Linked DNA regions of Homo sapiens: all the other regions are linked to region 5. Evidence: chromatin loops called from intact Hi-C (ENCODE). Cell type or tissue: A673. All regions are shown on one strand.

The links. Hi-C counts contacts between places; a loop is a spot of excess contacts. Peaks named below come from ENCODE experiments on the same cell type or tissue, not always from the same donor. Only the 100,000 strongest peaks of a DNase experiment are listed, where the experiment ranks them.
Region 1: it touches region 5 in a loop (7-fold over the local background); 12 of 110 quality-filtered maps call a loop at or near these places.
Region 2: it touches region 5 in a loop (8-fold over the local background); 9 of 110 quality-filtered maps call a loop at or near these places.
Region 3: a loop joins it to region 5, with 7 times the contacts of the local background. A loop is called at or near these places in 40 of 110 quality-filtered maps.
Region 4: it touches region 5 in a loop (9-fold over the local background); 68 of 110 quality-filtered maps call a loop at or near these places.
Region 6: it touches region 5 in a loop (9-fold over the local background); 11 of 110 quality-filtered maps call a loop at or near these places.
Region 7: a loop joins it to region 5, with 7 times the contacts of the local background. A loop is called at or near these places in 2 of 110 quality-filtered maps.

What each region holds. Positions count from the first base shown.
Region 1 is chr3:87,501,684-87,505,683 of GRCh38, forward strand. No RefSeq gene overlaps it. Among named protein-coding and RNA genes, the nearest start is that of POU1F1, 230 kb to the left of the region's middle. In A673, a CTCF peak has its summit at 2,419 (motif pointing left); DNase peaks (open chromatin) are centred at 2,408 and 3,748; H3K27ac peaks cover 370 bases.
Region 2 is chr3:86,772,464-86,776,463 of GRCh38, forward strand. No RefSeq gene overlaps it. Among named protein-coding and RNA genes, the nearest start is that of VGLL3, 220 kb to the right of the region's middle. In A673, a CTCF peak has its summit at 1,820 (motif pointing right); a DNase peak (open chromatin) is centred at 1,848.
Region 3 is chr3:87,295,909-87,299,908 of GRCh38, forward strand. No RefSeq gene overlaps it. Among named protein-coding and RNA genes, the nearest start is that of POU1F1, 21 kb to the left of the region's middle. In A673, a CTCF peak has its summit at 2,388 (motif pointing right); a DNase peak (open chromatin) is centred at 2,403; H3K27ac peaks cover 1,545 bases.
Region 4 is chr3:87,349,204-87,353,203 of GRCh38, forward strand. No RefSeq gene overlaps it. Among named protein-coding and RNA genes, the nearest start is that of POU1F1, 75 kb to the left of the region's middle. In A673, a CTCF peak has its summit at 1,579 (motif pointing right); a DNase peak (open chromatin) is centred at 1,608; H3K27ac peaks cover 422 bases.
Region 5 is chr3:88,001,803-88,005,802 of GRCh38, forward strand. No RefSeq gene overlaps it. Among named protein-coding and RNA genes, the nearest start is that of CGGBP1, 55 kb to the right of the region's middle. In A673, CTCF peaks have their summits at 1,543 (motif pointing left), 1,746 and 3,476 (motif pointing left); DNase peaks (open chromatin) are centred at 1,539, 2,419 and 3,489; H3K27ac peaks cover 2,399 bases.
Region 6 is chr3:88,178,639-88,182,638 of GRCh38, forward strand. No RefSeq gene overlaps it. Among named protein-coding and RNA genes, the nearest start is that of C3orf38, 31 kb to the left of the region's middle. In A673, a CTCF peak has its summit at 1,962 (motif pointing left); a DNase peak (open chromatin) is centred at 1,923.
Region 7 is chr3:87,546,162-87,550,161 of GRCh38, forward strand. No RefSeq gene overlaps it. Among named protein-coding and RNA genes, the nearest start is that of HTR1F, 240 kb to the right of the region's middle. In A673, no CTCF peak of the experiment used is centred here; DNase peaks (open chromatin) are centred at 1,500, 2,330 and 3,250; H3K4me3 peaks cover 794 bases; H3K27ac peaks cover 4,000 bases.

The DNA.
Region 1 (4,000 bases), 500 kb before region 5:
TCAGCAGCTGAAGCATAATACTCTTAAATTACTTCAATGAGAAAAAAATAGCCCTGATTTTCCTGTTTAATATAAAAGAGAGAGAGAAAGAAGTTGTATCGAAGCCATGACCACTCAGGGAAGAGTGGTTTCTTGCCACTCATAGTGTTAAGTACACAATAAATGCTTATTGAAAGTATACATCTCGGCCGGGCGTGGTGAATCATGCCTGTAATCCCAGCACTTTGGGAGGCCAAGGTGGGTGGATCACGAGGTCAGGAGATCGAGACCATCCTGGCTAACACGGTGAAACCCTGTCTCTACCTGGGCATGGTGCCTGTAGTTCCAGCTACTCAGGAGGCTCAGGCAGGAGAATCGCTTGAACCTGGGAGGTGGAGGTTGCAGTGAGCCAAGATCGTGCCACAGCATTCCAGCCTGGGTGACAGAGCAAGACTCCATATCAAAAAAAAAAAAAAAAAGAAAAGAAAGTATACATCTCTCTATGCACTCTTTGTAACAAGAGATCTATGTTTAACGGGATTAAACTCTAGGATGGAGAATAGGGATAGCTTGAAGGAGGCTTAGCTGTGCGGGGACAAGATAACAAATGTAAGATTATTTCAAGTGAAAATTAAAATGAATATGGCATAGAAATCCAAAGACAATAGGAACAAATACGTATGAAACTAATAGGTTATTTTTTTCATCAAGGGAATGGAAAATTAAGATTAGTTCTGATCACAGAATTGCAAAGTAGCATACAAAGGGAAAAGCTTAGTTGATAGGGCAATAAGCAAAGTAAGTTTTCAGTGGTTTTTTAAAAGATATTTATTTAAACTATAAGAGTATCTCTCCACTCTGAAATTTCCAGTATTCTGTGGTCATCCTTTCTGTTGTTATCTAAACTAAATATTCTAGGTTCTTATTAGGCATGATGTTACATAATCCAGCCACCTCATAAATATTTTTGAGGAGCTTCCTGTGTTTTTTGTCACTTGTCACGTGTAAGACTACCATACATGGTCAATAGATTTGTGTATTGTATACCACACAATTCCAAGGGCACAACTCACTGGAATTGGTATTCACTGTCCTCCCGGAGTTGTACAATGGACACTGTGCATAACTGTACATAGCAGTCCTGCAGCTCTCATCTCAAACCTCCTCTCTCAGCTTTTGTGTGATCCCCTCTCCTGTATTGCTACGCATCATCCCTGCATCTTCAAGCATGTCTGCCTCACCTCCCATCCAAATATGGACGTGCTACCTCCCTTTAGACATCTAAACCATTGGCTGCAGTCTAAAAATTTTTGCTCTGAACTTTGTGGTATCAAAAGATTATATATATACATATATATGTATATATATCACATTCTCTGTGTGTGTGTGTGTCTCTTACACATACATACACACACATAAAGCTTAAAATTCCGTATCAATAGCACATCCACTATTCCTAAAAAATTGTTCATTGTTTTTTTGCTTTTCAAATAGAGTCCAAACTTTCAGCCTTATAAACCAAAAAGAACAAATTAGCAAGCAAAACAATTATAATGACAAACATTTTCTATATATAAATGATGTATGATAGGCATTGTTCACAGAAAGGTACCTGGGAAACTACAAAGTAATTAATTTTGAGAGTTTGAGTTTTGTGTTATGAGTTCATCATGACTCCAAAAGGTGCTACTAATATTTATTTATTCATAATTCTAACTTTAAGCTGGGGTGTCAGACTTGGAAGCAAAGAGATTGAGTTTCTGGAAGAAATCCAGAAATTCTGGCTGTTCTCAGTTTACCTTGCGAGAAACTCAGACTAGCAGAGCAAGACAAGGGCATGTGCATAGGAGCAGTTTCAATTGTCTGAGTTGGCATGTTGATAAGTTTAGAATTCTGAATAAATATTATTAGAAAACCTTTGCTAGCTCTCTTCCTTGCAGTTGGACAGGACAAAGAAAAATCAAGGGCATAGTCATAGCTAAGTAGGAATACAAAGTTGTGAATGCATGGCTCGCACTTCCAACCTGTCTGCAACTATGCTCAACTTTTGAAGATTCCTGCCTAGTAGTCTATGATTCTAGCCTCCATATTCAATATGCAGTCCAGAATATAAATCATTAATTGAAGTTGTGTTATGGACTAAAGGAGAGTAATCCATTTACCAATGTATATAATATATAAAATACTTTGTGTATCTTCATGTGGTGATTCTAAAATATTTATTGCCTCCATCAGATTTACTTAAAAAATGCAGTTTGAAGGAATAAATGTTTACAGATGAAGGATGATTAAGCAGATAGACTAGTATCGTCATGTTTTGGTGATCTCAACTCTGGAATATCAACAAACCAACTCCTTGGTAATTGTTAGTTGCAAATGGGCCATCTTTGAAATCAGTCACTCTAACTATAAAGAGGTCTGCTTCCCCCTGCTGGAAGCATCCAATAGCTGCACTTAATCCAGCAATCTTTTTAATGACGTCACCATTGATAGGAACTGCTCGCTCACATTTATTAAGTGCTTACTCAATAAATGGGTTTGGTATAAAAAATGATAATAAAATGTCCCTTTTCTCTTGTGCATGACAAAATCTTTCTTATGACTCCCGGAGATGTGACTATAATTCTGTCTAGGCTTCTCCTTGACCACGCCATGTGTGCTAATACACAAGCCTAAGAAACAATACGGTTTGATGCTCTAAGACTTGAAAAGTGCTTTGTTGGCTTCTGGGCAATCGTCCCACATCTTTCCCTTCTTGCAAAACCCGCAATCACATGCAGAATCTCCAGGTTCTCAAAGAGGAGAAATCCTTATTTTCTTTTCTTTTTTTTTTTTATGTTTTTTTAAATTATTTTTTTTTATTATTATACTTTAAGTTTTAGGGTACATGTGCACAATGTGCAGGTTACTTACATATGTATACATGTGCCATGCTGGTGTGCTGCACCCACTAACTCGTCATCTAGCATTAGGTATATCTCCCAATGCTATCCCTCCCCCTTCCCCCACCCCACGACAGGCCCCAGAGTGTGATGTTCCCCTTCCTGTGTCCGTGTGTTCTCATTGTTCAATTCCCACCTGTGAGTGAGAATATGCGGTGTTTGGTTTTTTGTTCTTGCGATAGTTTACTGAGAATGATTTCCAATTTCATCCATGTCCCTACAAAGGACATGAACTCATCATTTTTTATGGCTGCATAGTATTCCATGGTGTATATGTGCCACATTTTCTTAATCCAGTCTATCATTGTTGGACATTTGGGTTGGTTCCAAAGTGCTGGGATTACAGGCATGAGCCCTTATTTTCTTTTTCTAAATGTCCTATCACTTTTCTTATCCATCATTCCTTTTGTATTTCTTTTCTGTCACAGAAATCTTCAGTGTCTGGCGGAGGCCTTTCTTCTTGAACCAATTACATGTTTGTTTACCATAACACATTTTATAAGAATAAAAATACCTGACTCCTTCCTTATATCTATGTGTGTATATTTTATGTATATATTAATTATTCCACATAACCGGAGTCAATGAAAGACAATTTTACAAAACAATTTTTTACAAAACCCTTAAATAAATTCATCAAATTTTACATATCTATGGTATGTCTTAATACTTTATGAACAAGTTTAGAATAATGTCATGATTTGAAACTGAAGTTAATAAACATAGTGACTGTGAATAGCTACTGAAGCTTCTGATTAAGTAACATATCATAATTATGGCTGGTCGCCATTTGGATGTTTTCCAATTGTCATCAGGAAATGAGGTGTATCCTCAGGAAGATAATTAAAAGAAAATTGTTATATAATTTTCTAGGACAGTAATAAAGACTCACAGATAATGAATATTGAAGACAAATTGGTGCTTTGCAATTAAGTTTGTTTTCCAAATCAAGTTTGTGTGTTACAGAAGGAGGTTCACTTTGGAGAGTGAAATTTCTAAGATGAAACATATCTCTGGTGATTCATGGCAGATAGGAAAAACAAGACCATTCTTAGTTTTGAGATTTCCAAAGAGTAATA
Region 2 (4,000 bases), 1.2 Mb before region 5:
CTAGGAGCTGAACACTCATCTGGACACTGTGGCTGCATGGCTGTGGAAAGGAGCTGCCCCCCTGCAGGAGACTTAGCTGTTATATCACTCAATAAAGCTCCTATTCATCTTGCTCATAGTCCCACTTGTTTCCATATCTCATTCTTCATGGTGGTAGGAGAAGAACTCTGGATCTGTCAAATGGTGGGGCTAAAAGAGCTGTAACACAAACAGGGCTGAAACATGTCCCTTGCTCGACACACTGCTGCTGAAGAGTAAAGAAGAACTGAGGCCCTTCAGAAATCCCAGACCTGGAAGCTTCTGTAGCCAGGGCGGTGACTCTTTGGGGCTCTGCAGTTCCTGGCATCTCAAGCCAGCACCTGGAGCTGCCTGTCCCGCTGTGGTAGCTGTCACATCTGATTGTGCTCAGTGGCTAGACCCCACATTCATTCACACACCCTTTGCTGTTCCACACCTGAATCACGCTTGGCAAGTATGGGACCCAGGCTGGTAGTGTGAGCTGAGTGCAGATTGCCAGGACAAGCAGGTAAAACAAGCCCAGTAGGCCCGAGCTACTAGGGCAACTAGGGCAACAATGCCACCCACAGAGGTTTCCGACCAGAAAAATGACACCCCAATGATCCTGTAACAATATAACAGGGTTAGAAATTAATTATGAATGCTAATCTTATAGAATAGTCATTTCCCAGATTAAGAGTACAGAAACAGGTGCAAAGGTACATTGACCTTTCTCAAAGAAAAAAAATGATATTCATTCCTTTCTATTAATGTTAATTTTAAGACAAATAAGTCATATGTTTTCGTTCATTTTATAATAAATCACTTCCCTTTCTATAATATGTAATATTAATTGTGTCCAGGTACCAGGACATTTTAATCTTTGCATTAGTCAATTCTCACTATATGAAAAAGTTGCTTCTCTTAGCTACAGATAATTATAAAGACCCAGTAAGTTTTTCATATACACCAGCCTTCCCTCACAAAAGCACGTGCATCTCCCAGCAGGTGGATGAAGACAGGGGCAGCGGGAGGCTGATAACAAGCTCTTTTTACTAAGCAAATATTTCAAAGGAAAGATATTAACTTATCAATATTGTCCTTGAGTATAATGAGCATTTTAAATAACACACACCTGAACTTTTCATTTTGAGTGTTTTATTTTAGAAATGTATGGCTTTCTGTATTTATCATTTATTTTGAAACTACATGTATCTGCTCTCGCAAACCTCTCCTTCATTCAAGAAAATAGACTCTCTACCACACAGAAGAGCATGAATGTGCAACCAATAATTATTTTTGTTTGTCTAATTATCATTCTATCCAAATAACTTCAATATATTTTTCTGCTTTTATAGGTAATTAATTTCTAAAGTTAGTATTGACAACAAATACATCATATACATTTTAATTTATGTGACATAACTAAGTGAACCAGTGTACATACAAGTGCTTGAGAAATTCCTACATGATTACAAATACTTAAACAGTACATGATAGCTAGTTAGACTTTTAAAACTTCACATAACATTTGACAGTTCCTTTGGAACCTGATTTGGAAGATTATGCCTTACGGCAACAGCTCTATCCTGTTCGTTCTAACCTTGAAGTTTTACATTTTGTAAATAGCAAAGCAAGCCTTGGAAAACCTTGTAATTGACAAGGTAATATATGAATACCATACAATGCATACACTGCATTTCTGTTTCTGTTTACTCATAACTTCATATGTATTAAATGACTGAGTCTGTAATTCCAATATGTAAATTCCAATTCAATAAGTTTTGCACTAGCCTTTTAAAAAAGACAAACTGTCGAGTATACCACTAGGTGGCAGAGAAAGATCAGAAAATTTCCATTACATACTCATGTATTAAAATGTATTTATAGTGCACTTAAAAGTCTTTCTTGAATTACATTTTATATATAAAATTGTGTTCGGTCTCAGTATGCTTTTAGTTATTATGAAAACATGTTTTATAAAGATTTTTACCAAATACATTTTAACAGGAAATATTTTATTCTTTGTGATATATACATATATGAAATATATAATACATTTCCGATATGTAAACACTATGTGTGTACATGAGTGTGTATGCACTGGCAAATTTTATACCCTATATAGAATAATACTTTAGGAAAAAGCAAAATGTAAACTAATCCTATGACATCCTACATTCACATTTTCTTTTGTGATAAAGTCTTAATTTAAAATTTTTCTAGCTAAGAATAATTCAATATAACTTATATTCATAAACTCTAACATTTTACTTTTATATCATTACATATATGACTGTATTTAAATTACTATATTTTATAATCAATGTAATTTGCTACTCATAGGTGTCTTCTAAATTATCTTTATTCATATTCATATTATTTTTGTAGGGTTACTGATTAATCAAAAGTTTCAAACAGCTACTGATATTTGAAGGAATGCTTCTACTTTCTATAGTTGATGAATTTGGTAAAATAATAGCATATTTTCTCTGATAATTCTTCGTCTTTACTCTCGCAAAGAGAGACAGTTTTTTTTTTTTCTAACAAAAAAATATGTGAAAGCAGCAGACTGAGCTAGCAAATGTCAGGTCCGGTTTTGCTTCCACAGCGGATATACTCTGTGATCCTTAGTAAATCAACATACTGATGCCAATTAATAAGTGAAAAGAGTTTAGTGACCTAAAATTCTAATGAAGGAGAGGAGAATGACTTCATTAATATGTAATTGATTTTTTTTTTTTTAGTTGCCAGGTTTAGAGAAGCTCGAACGGAACTTTTTACAATTTTTTAATTTTTAATTTTTGTGGGTACATAGTAGGTGTATGGATAGAAATTTTTTACTCAGTTTTAGACTATTATAAGCTTACTTGTTTACTTTCAGGTTGAATTTTTACAGTGTTCCTACGTTCCATCCTACCTGATTGGTCTTTTCATTTCTTACTTTTCCTCCCCAAATTTATCACCTATTATTTATCTTCCTTCATTCCCTCTCCACCTCTCCTCATTTGTTGTTTGAATGAATGAGTTGGAAAATAGGGATAAGATCTCGAAGAATCAGAAAGTTATGATTTAGAATTACTTGGTGGGGCAAAGGGATACGGATTGTTCTGTTTTTCTGAACTCTTTGGGAATTTTTAAAAAAACATTGGCACATTGACTTAGCATAAATAAAGCAGACTGGACATAAGGAAGATTCTCATTGCTGAGTTGCTGGGCAGAAATTTGGAATTCATTTCTGTATTTTCTAAAACATGTTATTATTTGCTAAAATATCTACAATCCCAAGCAACAAAAACAGATAAATAAGTTTAACTCTTTAAGTCTTTAATTCTGTGACTGATATGCTCACTTCAGGTAGGTAAATTATTTTCATAGCTGTGCTTACAAAACACTAAAACCTGTTTGCAATTATGATAGCACACAGTATATAGGCAACATTTTGAAGTCTTATGAGATTTTACTTTCTCTGCTATACCTTTGATGTTACTAGTAATATATTTAAAAAATAAATATTTTCAAAGTATTTTTCTCATCGAAAGAGGGTAAACACTTTATGGACAGGGACAGTATCTGAAACATTTTAAATGTCTGGAGATTCTTATTATATAGGCATTGAATAAATATTTGTGGATTATTTGATTACCTTCTTATCACCTAACTTCAGAAAAATCAAAATGATAGATATTAACAGAAATTCATTAGCCACACCAAGACCACTGCAGGCACCTGGTTTGAGCCTTCAACATTTTCCAGAGATTCTGGACTTTCAGTAACTCCTACTATTTCTATTCAGGCTAGGAGTGACAAGTTGGATAAAAACCATCACCTATAGGTAATTTTAGTAGCCTCTAATTTCCAGGCTAAATTGGAATTCCCCTCCCCAGGCCCCAAAATTAAAAGCAAGATCCAGGTTACTCTTTGGCAGATTATGACTGAACACATCACTCTGCCTTGGGATTGTTTTCTGCCCAGTGGTAATCAATATAAGCACAGGATTCCC
Region 3 (4,000 bases), 710 kb before region 5:
ATTACCATAGCCATGGTTGCATTTATGCAAGTAACAGTCATGTCTTTGTCTTTGAATTAGTTTATGACTAATGTTCATTTAATCAGAATGGACATTAATAAAACACTAGCAGAAAATGTGTCATTATCTTTGTAGCAGCAATAATCTATAGTATAAGCAGGCACTTTCTACTAAATTAGTATCCATTTTTACTAAATCTCATTCTACTAGCTTTCAGTAATTCATGCATCTTCAAAAGTTACCCAATGCAGTACTCAAGAGTGGTTTATTTATTAAGAGGTTCTACATTGTAGGGTGTCAAAGGATGGGCTAGGCAGTCCCCAAGTCTAAATTAAAAATTTTAAGCATGATGGTTTGAGTTGCAGTTTTTCTATTCAGACTGAAACTATATCTTAAAACAGTTATTTAGAGACAGGAAAAGCACTTTTAGCAAACATATACAGAGATAAATTGTTTCAGGAAATAAAAATAGGCTTTCTCAATGTTATGTCAACTCAAATTCTCAAGAAATTATCATCGAATAGAATTAGACAGTTTTCCTGTTGCTCATTCAAGCAGATGGTCGGCATTGACCATCATTTAATGATAAAGCAACACAGAACAACAATATGAATTTTCTCCTCAAAAGAATATTAATACTTTGATCAGTATAAAGTATTCGCTATATAGGTTAAGTAATGAGTGTCTAGATATGTCTCCACAGAGGTACGTGCTACTATGGTTTTGGTGATAAGTTATGGTTTTTCTATAGTTTAGTAGAATATATAAGCATTATGAGACATCACTTTTTTTGCTATAGAAATTACATTAAATTTGTTTTACGTTAGGAAAGCCTACAAGAGTGTTGGATATTGTTCATTTGTTTGTTTTTTGGTCTGGATGGCAAGTAGAAACTTCAATCAGAGTTGTCTTGGCAACTTCATTATTAAATTCCTGTAGGGTCTGCTCTGATTAGGGAGCAAAAAAGCAATAAACAGATTGTGAACCTCCAGGTTCCCAAAGACTTTGCATCTTTCCCATAATTTGGCACTAATATACTAGGTAGATAAAATGCTCATATTCTTATTACTCCTTTCATTTTAAAGAAGGTTTTGAAAACAACCAACCACACGAAACCTCAACCAATAATTCTTTAAGTTACTGGTAAAACTGATCATTTTTCCCCAAAAAAGGTCTTCAAGAGAATAAAACCTACAGTAAATTTTTTTATTGAGTATATTTATGCTTTGTACCCAGACTATTTTTTAAAAAATTTTTAAGTCACTTACAAAAAAAGTATTGAAAGCCAGAGAATTACAAATGAAGCAAGAAAAGAAATATCCAAGTTATGTAGCAGAAAGGATGCAGAGAGGGGTACTGTGACCTTTGGTTCATGGCAGGCACATGGATGACTACATTAAGGGAGACAGCAAATATTCCAAGTACTAAATGTTTTCATGGCAGCACTGTGCAACTAGAGCACAGCATAAAGACATGAGCGTTTCTAGAATCCCCTCCGAAAAACGCTCAGAAACGTGACTTTATAAACTTTGCCTGTTACAAAATTTCACCTTCAGGGTGCATCTGCTTTGCCATTTCTCCCCTACTTTATTTTTCTGCCCCAGGAAAAGAACAGTAAACTGTTATCCAAAATATGTTTGGAAGGATGAGTTAAACAAAATTAAGAGCCAATTGCTGAGAGTTAATCCAGAGTGGTAAAACTTTTATTTCATTTATTCAATAAAAACAAACAAAGTTTCTAAGCAGGGATCTGTCATTCCTGGCCTCTCCCCATACAAACACTCTAGAGTTAAATTATAAGCCTTTTGTAAGCTGGCACCAATACTTCCATTCTAATTATTTTTATTTTAAATGCAGGTTTACATTTCTGTTAATTGTTTAGGTGATTTCCATGAATAAAAGAAATTAGAGAACTTGAGAGGGGAAGAGAGAGGCCTGTATTGCAGGCTACTCTGACTGTAGCATGCAGTGATCATTCACCCACAGACTCAGGAAATACAATGGAAAATTGATTAAAGGCATGTTTATTATTGATGAGTGTGCATCGCACAAATTGCGTTCAAATAGTCTTAAAAATTCTTAAAATGCTTTTATATAAAAAATTTAGAACAATTTCAAACAAAAAGTTGAATTAAAAGCAATTCTTGTACCTAAAGTCAACTCCTCATTAGAAACTTTTGCTATTACAAACGTTTTCCAGGTCTTGGATGGACACTTTTACTGCATTTTTAAATGAATTTTTAAAAAGTAAAATTCAAATTAGCTAAAGTAACTTTACGTACTTTGCATACAGTACATTACTTAACTTTCTAGATTCTCACGGTCCACTTTCATACTATGCCCACTATGTTTGCTTTTTCCTCCATTATACTGGCAATTTCTTTAATTACACCAGCAGGTGGCACTATGATACACTGAACCAGGGAAAACAAAATGAATTGTTAACATTTCGCTGGGACTATTGATTGCTGTCAGGAAAATCAACTTCTAAAGTCAAGTCATATTTTAATATTTTTCTTTATTAAAACCTGCAAATAAAAAGTTAAAGCTTGACTTCTGGGTACTTTTATGAATTATACAGAGATGATGAAAGGTATATATCTGTTTCTTCAGAAAATTTGGAGCTATGCAAAAGAGGAGCACCCAGAATACACATTGAGTGTGTTTCCAGGGCAAATCTGCCTAAGATAAAGGCAGATATTTATGAAAAGCTTTAAAGTGGCATTTGCTTAGAAGGTTCCAAATGTACTTATTTATTAATAAAAAAAATTATACTCCATAATGAAACTGTTTAAAATCAACTCTGAATCATCAGTAAATGATAATTATTTGTTTCAATTTTCAAGAAAAATGTAACAACTATTTATTTTATTGTTTTATCTAATCTTACCACTGAAACCATCAATACATGAACGATTATAATATTTTTAAAACAAAGTTATGCTGTACTGCAAAGTATTTTCAAAATTTGCAGTACCAAAGATCACATTATATATGTTTGCTAGCATAAGTTTTGCTGAATATCAGAAAGTGTTTAAGGAAAATCTACTCTACTGAGGGAATATTGCTTTATTTACTTTATAAACTTGTATCTCTACGTACAATTGAAATAAGATATATGTTTTTAGTTTAATATATTCTCACCAACACCCTAGAACAACACACTAGGAAAACTCTTTAGGCAGCCAAATCTAGGCCACCACTCATTTTGTAAATAAAGTTTTACTGGAACGTAGCTATGTATGTTCATTTGTGTATTGTCTATGAATGTTTCACACCAACAGCTGAGTTGAACAACTGTGTTATAGATGGGCTGGCCCACACAATCCAAAATACTTATCTGCCCTTTACAAAACGGTTTGCCAACCTAATTCTTTTTTTTTTTTTTTTTTGAAACGGAGTCTCGCTCTGTCGCCCAGGCTGGAGTGCAGTGGCGCGATCTCAGCTCACTGCCAGCTCCGCCTCCTGGGTTCACGCCATTCTCCTCCTGCCTCAGCCTCCTGAGTAGCTGGGACTACAGGCGCCCGCCACCACGCCCGGCTAATTGCTTTTGTATTTTTAGTTAGAGACGGGGTTTCACCGTGTTAGCCAGGATGGTTTGGATCTCCTGACCTCGTGATCCGCCCGCCTCAGCCTCCCAAAGTGCTGGGATCACAGGCGTGAGCCACCGCACCCGGCTTGCCAACCTAATTCTAAAATACAAGTTTGATTTATTTTTTTTCCTTTCAAATTACGTAAAGAAATTGCATGAATAAAAAGTACAATAATAATCTAATATATGCTTGTGATTGCTCTCTACCAATTGTTATACAAATAATTAAATGAAACATCAAAATTGATTAATTAATACTGAATTCTTTAGACTTCAAATAATTTTGGATGGATATCCCATGAGACACAGGGGATACAAATAGTTATAACACTCTGTTACTCATATGCAGGAGCTTATAGTGTTTTTGCAGAGGTAATATACTTAAAAAAGAGAACTGCTAATACAAAC
Region 4 (4,000 bases), 650 kb before region 5:
AAAATGCATACATGCTATGTACTATGCCACATACAAGGAATACAAAGTTAAACAGCAGGTGGACTTTTTCATAAAGCTTTCATAGTCTCTTGGAGAAAGACTGTGAACAGATAAACATAACAGAACATGGAAAGGGAGGAAGACCTGTACGAAAAAAATGTAGTTGGAATTAAGAGGCATTTCTGGCCTCCTTGCCGGCTGCCTTTAATTCTCACTATTCTACTGAACTTAGTTTTCTTTGCCTGTCCAAGGTACACAGCATTCTTGGCATCACACTCTTAAACAAATTTTTTTTTCTCTGTAGATTGTTTACCAATCCTTGCTTGCCTTTTATTTATTTATTTATAAATTTTTATAAATAGTAAGTATGAGTATTGTTTGATCAAATTAAAGTTGCATTTTTGTGTATATGTGTCCACATACAGGTATCTGCGGCCACTACCTAGAGGATGAAGAATAGCAAATGCATTTTCTGTATCTTAATATGGGCCTATTGAATTGCAATGGCTCTGAATCCTTCCGGTTTGATCTATACAGAGGCCAAAAGAAAAAAAAAAAGTTCCGTGAGTGGTAGTCTGAGAGATTTTCACCAAATAGAAAAATAAATATTCTTATTACATTAAAATTGGAATAAAGCTATAATTTGGGAAACATGGACCAGAATGTCCAAATATCATAAAAACATTGCAAAACAATTGAGGGTAAAATAGGTCTCAATAAGAATAGAAGCAAATAAAATGAAAAAAAGAGTCATTATTAGAAAAATTATGAAATAATAATTTAAAACACTTATCAGTAGAGTCAATTGGATTGACGGTAAATTGTTATGATGCAATAATCCAGTTAACTCTCTAATTGAGACACATTTTACCCTCATGCGTAGATTACTGCCCATACCTTAAGGTTTATATTGTAAGTTGCAAATGATTAATTATTTAAAATAATACTTTATATTATTTTTATAATTTATAAAAAAAATAGGTTTTTTTAATTTCCAAAAGAATCTGAAGTTATTTTATAGATATAGGACATAATATATAATTTTAAATTTTATTTTCCATTAAAGACTGATAATAAAGAGCAGTGACATTAAATCAAATAGAATATTAAAAACTAGAAATAAACAAACATGCTTAACATTTGGCATTCAAGAAGTTACTATATATGAGTCAGGAATCTTTCCTCTTGTCCTGTTTAGTTTTATCTTATGTCAATACCTCTATCAGTTTGGATTTCTGTTTTTGCCTTCTTCTCTGCATTTTCTTTGTAGAAGCAGTCTTACCCCTTTCCATCTACTTTCAAGTCTTCACTCAGCTGCTTCCTCTTTCAGAAAACGTTTCCCCAGTTGATCCAAGTAAGAGCCTCTCCCGTATTACCATCTTCCATTACACTAATTATGTTGTACTGACAGTATGTGTACACAATGTCTTTATTCGTAGACTAAAAATTCCTCTCTGTAGGGGAAAATTTCTTATCTATTTTTATATCCCCAGAGAGAAAATACTTGATTAATTATTTTGTTAAATATAAGTGTTACTAGCATTATAGTCATTGACAAATATGTACGGGTGCACAGATTCACTTCTTTGCCACTAGATGGCACTGTTAATCACCGTGGTGCTCTTGGATAGTGCCTCAAGCCTTCGTGCAGTTTTGATACCCTAAAGCTCTGAAAACTGTTACCTTAACTCACTTTGGAAGGGCAAAATCTGACCTAACTTGAACTTATTTTGTGGAATAATCTGACTTAACCTGACGATAGAATATTTATAGTCTTTTTTTTCTCTGTAATGTAAATATTAATATGACTGATTATAGGGTGCTATTCAAACCCCCGAGGATTATGTAACATTTAAATTAAGCTCCACATTACATTTCTCAAATACAAAAAGTTATGATTTCTGAAAACCAACTAGCTCAGGAGTTTTTGGTAGATGATTCTTGTCCTCCACCAACAATCCCGTTATTTTTCAGAAAATATTTTAATAATGATATAGAAAAGAATTCATTAAATTATAACCTATGCATCTGTGATAGCTCTAACCTCACCTATCTTAGCACCCAATTATGTTCCTATAAACCTTATTCTTTTTGCTTTCACAATATATGTCAATGTGAAAATTAAACTTTGAGAACATATGTACCTTTTTCTAAAATTTAACTGGTTACAAAATGTGGTCTATATAAAGATACTTCTTAACTTTTCCTGATTAATCTTGATTTTGTACCTATACTCTAGTATAACCGATAGTTCTATTTGAAGTTCGCTGTTGTTCAACTCTCTTATGACATATTTAAATTACATGCAAATGAGCTGGTCCCACATACATTTATATTTTTCTATATTATACAATTTTATAACTGTAGAAATATCTTCAGTAGTGCTTATTAGTATTCTAGTTTAAAATATTTCAACCAAACATGATATGAAAATAGATTTTCTAAAAGCTAACCCCACTCCTTTCCTCTTCTCCTCCAAGTTATAGGAATTTATTTTGAAATATTATCTGCCAAAATCTGTGAATACTGAAGTTAACCTTTCAAAATTTTTTCTTAGTAAGGTGACCACCAGATACCAGTTTCCTTGTTTCTTAATATGTGGCATTGCTTTTTCGTGTATCTTTAGTTGTTCTCAAATCTACGGCCTTATTTCTTGGCTTACTCTGAAAACTCCAATAAGGAACCAAGGGATGCACACATAATGTAATAGGAAGACCATCTGAGTATGAATTAGAATATCTGGGTCTTAGTCCCAGGGCACTTGCACAGTAGTTTGGCAAAATGATGCCTCCTGCAACCCTTCTGGTTCTTATAAAATGAGACTATAAAGTATGAATATTTCTGTCTGGCTTATCCATCTCACATTCTCATAATGATTAACAGAGTCATTCAGGTTGCTTCCTGCTTACCTGTAATAGTTACCTAGCTTGCTGAAAGAATTAGTGGTGGTTTTTCCTACTGTGAGGCCTGCATTTGTCAACTGGCTAGACTCAGACATTTTAATAACAATCCGAAACATCTCTTTGCACTTTGTAGTCTGAGGTAATCCAACCTGGAATATTTTGATTATCATTCCAGCTCCCTAACAAGTTATGCATTCTGGCATCCTTCCTACAAACCTTAGCATGATTTTGCTCTCTAGCCATGGAAAACATCAAAATGGATTTTGCAGGTAGAATCCACAGGTCAACCAAAAGTGTGGATATCACTATGGTTAAGAACACACTCCCTGGAGCCTAGGTCAGTTTTAAATTCTGTCTCTATGATTTACTGGCCTTGGGAAAATTACTTAACCTCTCTGTGCAGTTTCCTGATGTACAAAATAGGCATAATAAAAATATATTCCTCATAAATGATTTAATATATCTAAAGCACTTACAACTGTGCTTGGATCATAATAAATGTTATGCATGTGTTACGTGTAGTTTTATTATAATTTGAGATATAGTGTAATGACTATAAAAATATGAACTCTGAAACAAAATGGTCTGTTCTGAAATCCTGGCTACGTCACTTACTAGCTAAACATCCTTCCATGAGTCACTTAAGCTTTTTCCCATCTGTAGAAAAGGAGGTGTATAATAGTATATATACCTCATATGTGGATTGTGAAGATTAAATAATGTCTGTAGTAAACATAGTGTCGTGCATAGCACATAATATACATTCAATAAATGTTATTTTTATTACTAATGGATTAAAATTAGAAGGGTCTTAAATATGTCTCCTAGAATTCTGACAAGGGCTACAAGTGTTACATTGCTCTTATTTTATGACATAAGTTAGACAGGTAAGACTGGGAAAAAATGATATTTAAACTGTTACAAGTTAAATATAAACTGTCCATGAGATCCCCAAATAGAGATTTCAATTAAGAATTTGACATGAATCTTAGAAAGGTAATGTTAATGAAGTTAAAATTTTAGAAACCATCACTATGGAGATGATATTTAAATCCATGAAAAAAGAATCACCCAATAAAACATTAAACAGACCCGTA
Region 5 (4,000 bases):
TTCTATCTCTATCTCTCTTCTTCTATAATCCCAACTGGATAAATATTAGACCGTCTTATTCTTTCCTTCATGTATCTTTTGTATTTTCTATTTCTTTATAACTCTGGGTTTCAATTACAGACAATTTTGTGTAAAATCGTCTGTTGAGTTTTACATTTTCATTATATTTTTCATTTCTAGAACTGTTGGGTTTTACACATCTATTAACTCTTTACTCACCATTCTATATATTTGTTTGAAACATTTTAAACAAGCTTGTTTTTATTTTTTCAGTTTTACAGTTCCTACATATGAAGACTTTTGAGCCTTAATATTGTTTATACTTGCTCTCATTCACAGTGTCTTGTTTCCCTATATATTTATTGACTTTTTTCTTTTTACTTTGATCTTTCTTTTTTTTTTTTGACAAAGTCTCACTCTGTTGCCCAGGCTGGAGCGCAGTGGCACGATCTTGGCTCACTGCAACCTCCGCCTCCCTGGTTCAAGCGATTCTCATGCCTCAGCCTCCTGAGCAGCTAGGATTACAGGCATCCGCCACCATGCCCAGCTAATTTTTGTATTTTTAGTAGACACGGGGTTTTACCATGTTGGCCAGGCTGGTCTCAAGCTCCTGACCTCAGGTGATCCACCCACCTCGGCCTCCCGAAGTGCTGGGATTACAGGCGTGAGCCACTGCGCCTGGCCTCAATTTTCTCATTTTCATTTGAATTTATCTGTGGAAATTATTTGAGGCCTGAGATGAAAGTGGATTTCTTCATGGGAGGATTAGCATTTGCTTCTGTCAGGTGTTTGTGCACATTATCAGTCTGTATCAATTTAAACTATATCACTGGCTTCAGGTTTTTTGCTTGAGTGTGTGTGTTTCATAATACCAGGTGGTGTGAATTCTGGATACAAACTTGAATAGAAGCCAAATCGTGGTTGTGACTCTTCAGGAGAAATTCTTTCCACCTCTCATGAGAATAAAGGTTGAATAATCAAGTTTCAAGATAGGAAATTTTTTGTTCTGTTCCAGATTAATGTCAGAGTTTATTTCTAATGCATTCTTAAACTGGGAGTATAACACTTTGGGGTCCCAGTTTTGTTTAGAAGGAATCTCCTGATATAATCTTGAACTTGAGTGGGTCATAGGCTTTGTCTTCCATCCGTGAAACCTTAACAACTAATGCTTGAGACCTTCTGTGCTCAGCAAATACCACTAAAGCAAAAAACCAATGTCAGTGCTTTACTTATCTCTCATGGTTTCTGCCTTAAACTTATTTAAGTAAGCAGGTCGTAGCTGTCTAGAAAAAAAGCTCTAGAAGTACCAGAAGAATAAGGAGCTACCAAAAATAAATTTAACTACTTCTTACTCACTGTCGGCCCAGCATTTACTTTTTTTTAAAGTAGCCACAAAAAATCTTTCTTACATCAAAACAACCTTTCAGTGTTGATTTTAAGTAACGTAAACAAGCATTCATGTTTATTGCATAATCAATTACTACCACCAAACTTGAGGCCTAAGCATTTAAAGAACAGGGATTTGCACTACTATTTGCTGCCCTCTGCAGGTGAATCTAAAACTCACAGACAATATTGGAATTCTGGAAAAAACAAAAACTTCCGTATTCTAATGCAGATGTGCATTAGTGAACTTGAAACAAGACCGTTCATGAAATTGCATGAAATTGCAAAGTATTTCTATGTCCATTTCATATATGCCATATAACTGGGAAATTTTACATGTTGGATGATTCAGAAGTAGGTATTTCTCTTTTGAGAAGGTTAGCAGTAAAAAGAAGAGAAATATGTTTAAGATAGAAGTTATGTGTTGGTTTGATTTTCATCCTTAAATAATGGTGTAGTTGAACATATACGTCAAATTGTAAATCATTACTTGATTGGTATCGTATCATTTTTTCCTTTAAATTCCTTTTCATTAATTGACTACCCCTCATTCAAGGAAACTCTTCTGGAATAAGTGCAAATATCAGCCTTCAAGTTCAAAAGCCTTGTAAAAGATTGTATATCTCATTTAATTCCTCCAACTATTAAGTATCAAAGTGTAGGTATGGATAATAGAAACCCCCAGAATATATTAAGGACTGTAAAAGTGAACGGTTTCTGAGCCTACTTTACTTATGGGACCCTGAGCAACTGAAATGTTCTATTCCACAGAATATTTCCACATAATTTTCTTTTCTAGGTGAATATAGGTTCAATTTCTTAAATATAGCCACATAGGATATAGGGGCAGTGAAAGATCTGATGCAGCCCCAGTGAGCATCCTATGGCCTGGTTTGGCTTGGGAATTCTGAAAGATTCCAGAAACAATGTAAAAGTTGGAGAGACAGACAGAGAGAGAGCACGTGTGTGCACGCCCATTAGCTGTCCTGCAGAGGCCCTCTGGAGTGCCAGAAGTCACAACAGCAGATCACATCCTGGTTGTAATCACATCTTGATATTGATGTCAGCATGGAAAGAGAACTCATGAGTACCATATGCAATGAGTTATATTTCAAAGATTACAACACAGCATTGAGACAGCTCAAACAACAAAAGTTGTTTCCTAAACCTAAGGTGAAAGAGTGTTATGGAGAACAGATTCTGAATTTCAGTAAAGTGAAACACTCAGAAATCCACGGAGCAATGAAGTTTACTTGAAAATAATTAAGCTTTATCCTTCAGACAGAAAAGGGTATTGAGATAGAGATTTTATCCAGATGAAAGAAAAACATTACATTTTTCACATCAGCATTTGTGACGGGAAAAAAATAGTGAAAGATTCAAAAGAAGTTTCTGAAGAAATTTTGCCAGCACAATCACTTGGCTTTTGTCCATCCTTTCACTAGCATCTTACTCTCTGTTTATGTCTGGTGTTCATAATTTCTTCTGTTCTACCTAGCCCCTCCCTTAGTTTGGATAACTTTCCCCTCCAAAGCAAAGTACCACAAGAACAGGTATTATATCTATTTTGCTTATCATTTGTCTCAAATACCTAGAATGGCCCTGGCTTATGGTACATGCTTGATAAATACTTATTAAAATGACATAAAAGTTTTTTTAAAACTTGATTCCTAAAGCACAGATGAGAAACCAATCTTTTGATAGAAATATTGAATTAAGGCAAGATATTACTTTTACCTTCTCTTTCTCATTAGTGGACTGAATACGTTTTGTGGATACTTGGTTTATGGCAGTTACTAGGACCCAACTTAGAAAAGAAAGTCACCATTTGTCAGCCTAAAGGACAGGCAGATTTTATCCTTTTCTTAGTATTGTAGTTTAAATGTCATAATTTACTATTTTCCCTTTAGAATGTCCCTTTTATCCTCAATCTCTCTGACTTTATCATCACTAGGAAGAGTGAGAAAGGAGTCAGAGATTTCTTCATTAAACAGAAGAAGAAAAGGACAGATTCCAAATTACCGTAAGGTAATAGCTTAGTATTTCAAACAAACATTGTTATTTGCTGCCCCTTACTGGTAAGATAATACAATTGCTAAATCACATTTTAAAAGTGTAGTCTTTGGCCACTAAAATCTTATTTTGCAGGAAGTAGCTCTTTTACCACAACAAGAATTGTACCAGTTGGTTGTGTCAAATAACAGAACACCGTATGGGAGGAGTTGCTTAATAGAGTCCATTTTCAGGCCATCTCTTGGATAATTTACAGAAAAGTTAAGTAGAAAAAGATATTAAAGTAAACCTCATATATATAAAGGCATCCTCCCTTGCTTGAAAACTTGAAATTTATCACTGACAACAAATACTATCAGTTGCTTTCTTGAAGTAAAAAGTTCATTTCATTCATTTTGGAGAAAGTATTTTCCAAATGCACACATCTGAATAACCATGGTCTGTCTGGCAGTCACTCTTTCAAGTTAAAAAAAAAAAAATTCCATGGTAAGAAGCAGATAATTCAGTTGCAATTCAAACTAGATCCCTAGTGATTTTCTCAAAATAACCATCATCGTACTCATTGTTCAGCAAAAGTGCTTCATGCACACTTCCCATGTCA
Region 6 (4,000 bases), 180 kb after region 5:
TCATTAAAGAGTATACGATGTCAACTGTCACTATGGAAATACATATTAAAACCAGGAGACAAGACACTACCACCAGAATGACTATAATTTAGAAAGATAAACATTACCAAATGCTAGTGATGTTATAGAAAAACTGGACCTCTCATACATTTTTTGTAAGGATTGTATAATGCCACAACTAAATGCTAAATGCTAAAACTAAAGATATCCCTACACTATGGCCCAGCATTTTCACTAATAAGCATCTACTAAAGGGAAATAAAAGCATATATTCACAAAAAGACATATCCAAGAATATTCATAGCAGCTTTGTTCAGAAAAGCCTCAAAAAGGAAATAGCTCACATGTTCAGTTAGAGATTGGATAAACAAACTATGGCATATATAGTGAAATACTCCTCTATAATACAAATAAATGAATTATACATTGCATTCAACATGAAGGCTTAGTGAAAGAAGATTTAAACAAAAGGGTACATACTTTGTGACTCCACTTATAAGAAAGCCTAGAACAAACAAAACCAATCTGCAGTGGAAAAAAAAATAACATTGGTTGCCTCTGGAGAGTTGTTGGGGTAGGAATTTACTGTGAAGGTTATGAGAACTTTCTTACAGGAAGGTCACGTTCTATATCGTGATATGGGTTTGACTGTGTACAGATGTATGTATTTGTCAAAACTCAGTGAATATACACTTAAGAGTTGTACATTGTAGTATATGTACATTTCACATAAACACACACAAATATTGAACTCTAAAGTGCTTACATAAATAAAAGAGATTTAATGGATGGGGGATGGATTGATGGATGGATATGATAAAGCAAGTATACTAAACTGTTAATAGTAGGACCTTGTGGAAGATATACAGGTACTCATTTAAAATTCTTTCAATTTTGCTTTATGTTTGAAAATTTTTATAATGTTCAAAGAAAAATATCAAAAACAACAACAGAAATTAGTTTGTTCATGTTTCAGATAAAATGACATTTTACTGACAGAGACTGCCAGAATATTATTTTGGTTTGACATTACTAAGTAGTTTGTCTACTTATGCCAGAGTTGGAATGATTAATTAAAATACCCTTAACATACATAATAATGTGGTTTGAAACATTTATGAAACAATAATCTCAAAACTGAGGAATATGCTAATATTCACACTGAAAACTGAGGAATATGCTAATACTCACAACTTGACATGTAATTTGAATGTCTATATGTTTTAAAAATCTAGAATTTTGAGAAATTTGGATTTTTAATCCATATTAATCTGTATGAAGTTAACTCCCAACTATAACAAATTTAGCATATCAATAATTAACTTCTCAACATACATACAGTACAATAAATACTATAAATATATAACAGTCTTGAATAACTAAGCAATAGGTAACATTTTCAACACTAAGTAAACTTGAATAATAAAATGTTTTAGGGGCTGCATAGAGCTATGTATATGGATAAACAGATGCCTTTTATTCTAACACAAATTTGCTCTGAGGGATAGGCTTATTTTTATTGACAAGTTATCAATTTTCTCAGGATTTTAATAAAATCTTCATTTTTACAATATTTTTTCATTTTATTTACTTTTTATTTAAAACAAAATAGATTCCTAAGCAAATTAACACAAGATTTTTTTCCACTTTAGAGTACCTACTTTAAATTGTTTAATTTTAATTTTATTTAAATGTGTTCATTGGATCACATTTTACTAGAAACTAATTTGTTAAGGCCCAGATAACATGTGATAATACTGCAAAACTAATTTATTTTTCTTCATCCTCCCTTCTTACCCATTGATTTTTTTTTTCTTTTAAAATTAAGAAAGAATCAGAGTACTTTATCTGTCCTCTTCTTGTTCAAAACCCAAATGCTGCTGCGGATCATTTTGAAGGAAGGAAGCTTATAATAGCACCTTAAAGTAGAAAGTGGAAATTTGGTGACATCTTGTGGCCAAGGCTTTTCTCAGAGTGTTTCATGTCTATGTCTTAGAATTGGCTTTGTAGTAATGCAATTCCAACTGGTAAACTTACGCTTCTGAGGGTACTTGGAGACTTTCTGGAAAATTTGGCTGATCTAAAGAGTGTTAAGGCAATCAGTTTTCTGATCCTCAATGTCCTTTGCATTTTCCCCAACGAACTTGGTTTACGTGCTATACCATGTTTCCAGCCTTATTTCTTTTTTCTTTTCTCTTTTTTCTTTTCTTTTCTCTTCTCTTCTCTTCTCTCTTTCTTTTTTCTTTCTTTCTTTCTTTCCTTTCTTTTTTTTTCACAATTGCTGTTCTTCCATTTTACAAAATAAACACCTACTTCTCATCCCTTCTGAGTCTCACTATAGTGCATTGCCCTGTGGTATTAAAAACCTCTGGATGCTAGTCAAAGAGAATTTTCAATTATTAGTGTTTGTAAAGAGAAAGGAAATCACTATAATGATTGTTCAACAAAAGTTTTGTTAAGTCAAGTGGTTGCTAAACTATCTTTTAAATTATTTGATTCTAACAAAATTAAAGAAAAACTATGCTTTGGGAGGTCAAGGTGGGAGGATATCTCGAGCCCAGGAGTTCAGGACGAGCCTAGGTAACATAGCAAGATCCCATCTCTTAAAAAAAAAAAAAAAAAAAAAAAAGGAAAAAAAAGAAAAAAGAAAAAAATTAGCAAGGCCCGGAACACCTGACTGTAGTCCCAGGTACCTGGAGAGCTGAGGTGAGAGGATGACTTGAGCCTAGAGGCCAAGGCTGCAATGAGCTGTGATTATACCACTCTACTCCAGGATGAGCAACAGAAGCTGTGTCTCAAAACAAACAAACAAACAAATTGAAATAAGTTTTCATCTGATGCTCTGCTTACTAAAAGTAAATCTTGACAATAAATTACTATCTGATTATTTTCCTTTTGATCTAAAATTTGCATACATTAAAATGGACAAGTAAATTAGGAATGCATTTAAATTTGGATGATATTGTAATTTTGTCTCTACTTATAACCATAATTTGGGTATAAATCATGCTTACACCCAAAACCAACAACAACAAAAAATTGGAATGGAATTGATAACAAACCCTGACTTAGTCAAGCAGTAAGAATATTAATTCATCTCAGTAAATTATGGATTTCCAGTAAAATATGTGAACTAGTTAGGTTGTTTTGATCAATTATATGACAGTAACAATTGTAATAATTCAATCTGGAAGACATTTTTTACCACAAAATATTGTGGGGAAGTTTCTAAAACTTATGATCACATTGTTGTTGCTTAGAAATATTGTACAATGATCAATAAGTCTTTTAAAAGCACAAAATGGTGAGGTCACTTCCAAGATGGCCAAATAGGAACAGCTCCAGTCTGTAGCTCCCGGTGAGATCAACACAGAAGATGGGTGATTTCTGCATTTCCAACTGAGGTACCTGGTTCATCTCATTGGGACTGGTTGGACAGTGGGTGCAGCCCACGGAAGGTGAGCCGAAGCAGAGCGGGGCATCGTCTCACCTGGGAAGCGCAGAGGGTCAGGGAATTTTCCTTTCCTAGCCAAGGGAAGCCATGACAGACTGTACCTGGAGGAAAGGTACACTCTTGCCCAAATACTGCACTTTTCCCAGTCTTAGCAACCAGCAGGCCAGGAGATTTCCTCCCATGCCTGGTTCGGCAGGTCCCACGCCCAAAGAGCCTTGCTTACTGATAGCACAGCAGTCTGAGATTGGCCAGCAAGGCTGCAGGCTGGAGTGGGGAGGGGCATCTGCCATTGCTGAGGCTTGAGTAGGTAAACAAAGTGGCCGGGAAGCTCAAACTGGGCAGAGCCCACCACAGCTTAGCAAGGCCTACTGCCTCTCTAGACTCCACCTCTGTGGGCAGGGCATAGCTGAACAAAAGGCAGCAGACAACTTCTGCAAACTTAAATGTCCCTGTCTGATAGCTCTGAAGAGAGCAGTGGTTCTCCCAGCATGGCGTTCGAGCTCTGAGAATGGACAGACTGCCTCCTCAAGTGGGTTCCTGACCCCA
Region 7 (4,000 bases), 460 kb before region 5:
CAGGAACTGACTCAGTGCAAGAGGACAGCCTCAACACTATAATTTCATCTTCGACTTTACCAATCAGCACACTCTACTTTCTGATCCCCTACCCACAAAACTGTCCTTAAAATCCCTGATCCCCAAATTTTCAGAGAGATTGATTTGAGTGTTAATTCCATCTCCTATCAGCCAGTAACATAAAGTTTCATCCGGCCACACACAATGGCTAGTGCCTGAAATTCTAGCTGCTCAGGAGGCCGAGGCAGGATTTCAAGACAAGCCTGGGCAGACTTTTGCATTTCTGATGACTAATGGATGGATGGTTTTACCGAGAAGTGGACTCCCCGGCCCTCCAAACTATCCTCGAAAAACCCTAGCCTCCTAATTTTTGGGGAGATTAATTTGAGTAATGATAATTCTGTCTCCCACATAGCATGACTGGCCTCATGTCAATTAATCTTTACAGCAATGCTGTGGTCTCAGTAAATTGTTTTCATCTGTGCAGGGGGCAGGAAGAACCCATCAGGTGGTTACACCTTCCTGCAATACATTTTCACCCATGAAAATTTGTTCTTCTTCCCCCTAGCAAAAATTAAAACGCAGAACATGGAACAAAACTAGGAGAAGCTCTTATCAAGTCAAAATGTGTCTTGTTATATATAATTTTTTCCCATTACAATGAGTGCAAATTTGCCAGAAGCCAACAATTTCAACCTTGTCTGCCTAAAATTTAGCTAGCAAACCTCTGCCCTATGAATGTCCTCAGCTTCTTGCTAAATACACACTTTGACTCTTTTAGAAGAATTAATTTAGTATTATTGGTAGAGAAATAAACACAAACTAATACAGCAACTAAAATGTTTGAAGGGAAAATTTACTATGTATCTAAAAAGCAACGTAAGTGAAGAATCATATTTTATTGATTGTGTTAGGACAAGTGACCACTGCTTATATAAAAATTACACTAACATGGCTTTATAATATTGTGAAATAATTTTCTTTCTTCTACTTTCCTCTGTTCCTGTATCTCACTCAAGCAAGCAGCCTATCCCTTATTTTAATGCTACAGGGAACATTTTTACGGGGCTAGTACATAGAGGTAGACTTAAGTTTGAATTTTCATACATCTTAAGCTCTTAGAAAAATTGAAAGATAAAAAAATAAAGGAAAGAAAGTGGGACTATCTGCCCTATTAAAAGATTAAAAGGAAATACTTCAAGTGGTGGAGCAGAGAGATGTTCTTATGCCAGAAGAGCAAAGGAAACCTGTGCCCTGCTGGCTGGAATCACCTTAAGGATAATTATTAGATACCTAAAAGGAAGGTTTGCATTGTGCATAGCAGATGGAAACTAAGGTAGGAGGCCTTACAGATTATTTTTATTACAGCAAAAAAATCAAAGAAATGTGCTAATACTGAAGGGGTATGCAGAAATAAATCTCACATCTATATCAAGTTGAGACCTGATGATACTGAGAATAAAATAAATCCCACCCAGTGCACTGGCATTGTATTATCCTGATAAAATTTTGCAAAGGGGTCACAGACTCAGGAAGAACTGGAGTTTTCCACTAGCCTAGAATGACAGGTCTTGGATTTAGAAATTAATTTGATTTATAGAAAAGAAAGTGATCTTTCTTGTGCACCTATGTCTGTTAATGGACATTTTTATAGTTTATATGTTGTAGAACTATCGGTGAAATATAAAATTACCAATATCTAAAGTTGCACATAGCAAATTTGTAACTGCCTAAAAACTGAAAGAAAAATCTAACATTTTGACATATTTTACTTTTGCCAGTGTTGACAAAAAGAGTCAAACTCTGTAAGATATTTGAAGAGATTTATTCTGAGCCAAATATGAGTGGCCGTGGCCCATGATACAGCCCTCAGGAGGTCCTGAGAACATGTGCCTAAGGTGGTCGGGGTGCAGCTTGGCTTTATATATTTCAGGTAGGTAGGAGACATCAACCAAATACATTTAAGAAATACACTGGTTTGCTTTAGGAATGTGGGACAACTCAAAGAGGGTGAATTCCAGGCTATAGGTAAATTTAAACATTTTCCGGGTGACAATTGGTTGAGTTTGTCTAAAATCTGGAATTGATAGAAAGGAATGTTCAGGCTAAAGATAAAGAACTGTGGAGACTACGTTTTATTGTTCAGAGGAAGCTCTTAGATAGCTGACTTTAGAGAGAGCAGGTGGTAAACTGTTTTTTATCGTACTTAAAAGGGTGCCTGGCTCTTCGTTGATTATCTCCTGGATATGGGAAGGAAGGAAGGAAGGAAGGAAGGAAGGAAGGAAGGAAGGAAGGAAGGAAGACAAAGGGGGAAGGGGATTCTCTATAGAATATGGCTTTTCCCACAAGAGACTTTGCAGGGCAATTTCGAGGCATGGCAAAGAAATATGCTTTGGGGTTAAATTTTTTTTTTCCTGTCTCATAATGTTATGCCAGAGTCAGATTGAAAACTAAGTCACAATAAATAGGGCCAATAAAACCCATCTGATGAGAATTTATGGTTTGTAGGGCATGACTCTCTAGACCCCCTAGGTAGGAATTTGGGTGAGCTAAAAAATATCAAAGCTTAGTCCTCACAAGATTGGCCCAATATTGTTGGACTTTATGAAAATAATGAACACAAAGAAAGCTTCTAGTGGCAGAAACAATAAAAAATAAAATTTGATAAGAGCAAAACTGATGAATGTCAAAAAAACAACTACACCAAAATAATTTATTTTATAAAAATAATTGTAGTAAAATTAAAATTAAGAAATAGGAAATAGTTTAACTATATAGAAAATGAAGTAAGCAACTAAATTTGCTTAATATAGCTTATTTCAAAAATATTTTTTCTGATGAAAATGCACCAATATTGTTCTAATTCTGATATTAAGATATGCATTCATTAACTCACAATAAAATATCATTAGGTTCAAAATTAAATCCATGAAGATATGATCTACAGATCCTTTAGCCTGACTTGTTTATGTCTAAATAACTAGACACTTCAAATTATTGTTCCAAAAAATAAGATGTATTACATAATAATTTTCTTTTTTACTTTTGCACACGTTTAGCAAATTATAATTGATTATTTTTACTTACCAAAAACAGGGAAAATTAGTGATAGGAGGAGAGAAAGAAAGGATGACAAAAGAAAGAAAAAGAAAGGAAAAATGAAAAGGAGGAGATGTGAGCATATTCTAACAGGCAGTTAGATTGACTGGATCATTTGAGAGTAATTTCACTGAAATTGTTTGAGTGGGAGTTAGACTGCAATTATCTGGGAGAAATGGACGTCTAGGAAGTAAAAATAAGACAGTAGCCTATTATTTCAAAAGCCTCACTCTGAAGGGCAGACATCAAACTCATAGCACAGTTTTTTATGTTAGTTTTATTGCATATATTAACTGTATATTCACCCTAGGTTTACTTTTTCATTTAGGTTTTGGCCTGATATTGTTTCCAATATTGTCAGTTCATTAGTCAGTCTTTTACAAAGACTGTTTTTTTTTTTCCCCTAAGGCTTGAAGTTGATCCGAATAAACTATCCTGCCATACTTAAAGGAGAAGTCCCTGAATATGTACATGTAAATTCTCTAAGTTTTGAGCAGACTTATCATTATCAGTTAATAAGGTTCATTTGTGCCATTGTTTGCAATTCTTTTTTTGGTTTTATTTATTTTGGTCTTACTTTGCTGGCTAGATTCTCAAAGTGTTGAATAGAAGCACTATTAGTACAGAACCCGTCATTTCTATTTTAAAGGAAAGGTCTCTGACCTTTAAATAGTATAAGTTTTGTTGTAAGTATCAAAGAAAGAAACTCTTTCTCTTTATAATTTTCAAAGTTGTCTTTTTTAAATCATGAATATTTCGTGAATTTAAACCAATATTTTTAGTGCATTTATTGAGATTATATGAATCTTTTAAATTCATTAAATTGTTTTAAATCCTTTAAAGTATTATTGTCAAATGTACAGACTTTTGATGATAAACTTTCCATGTTTCCCTAGGATAC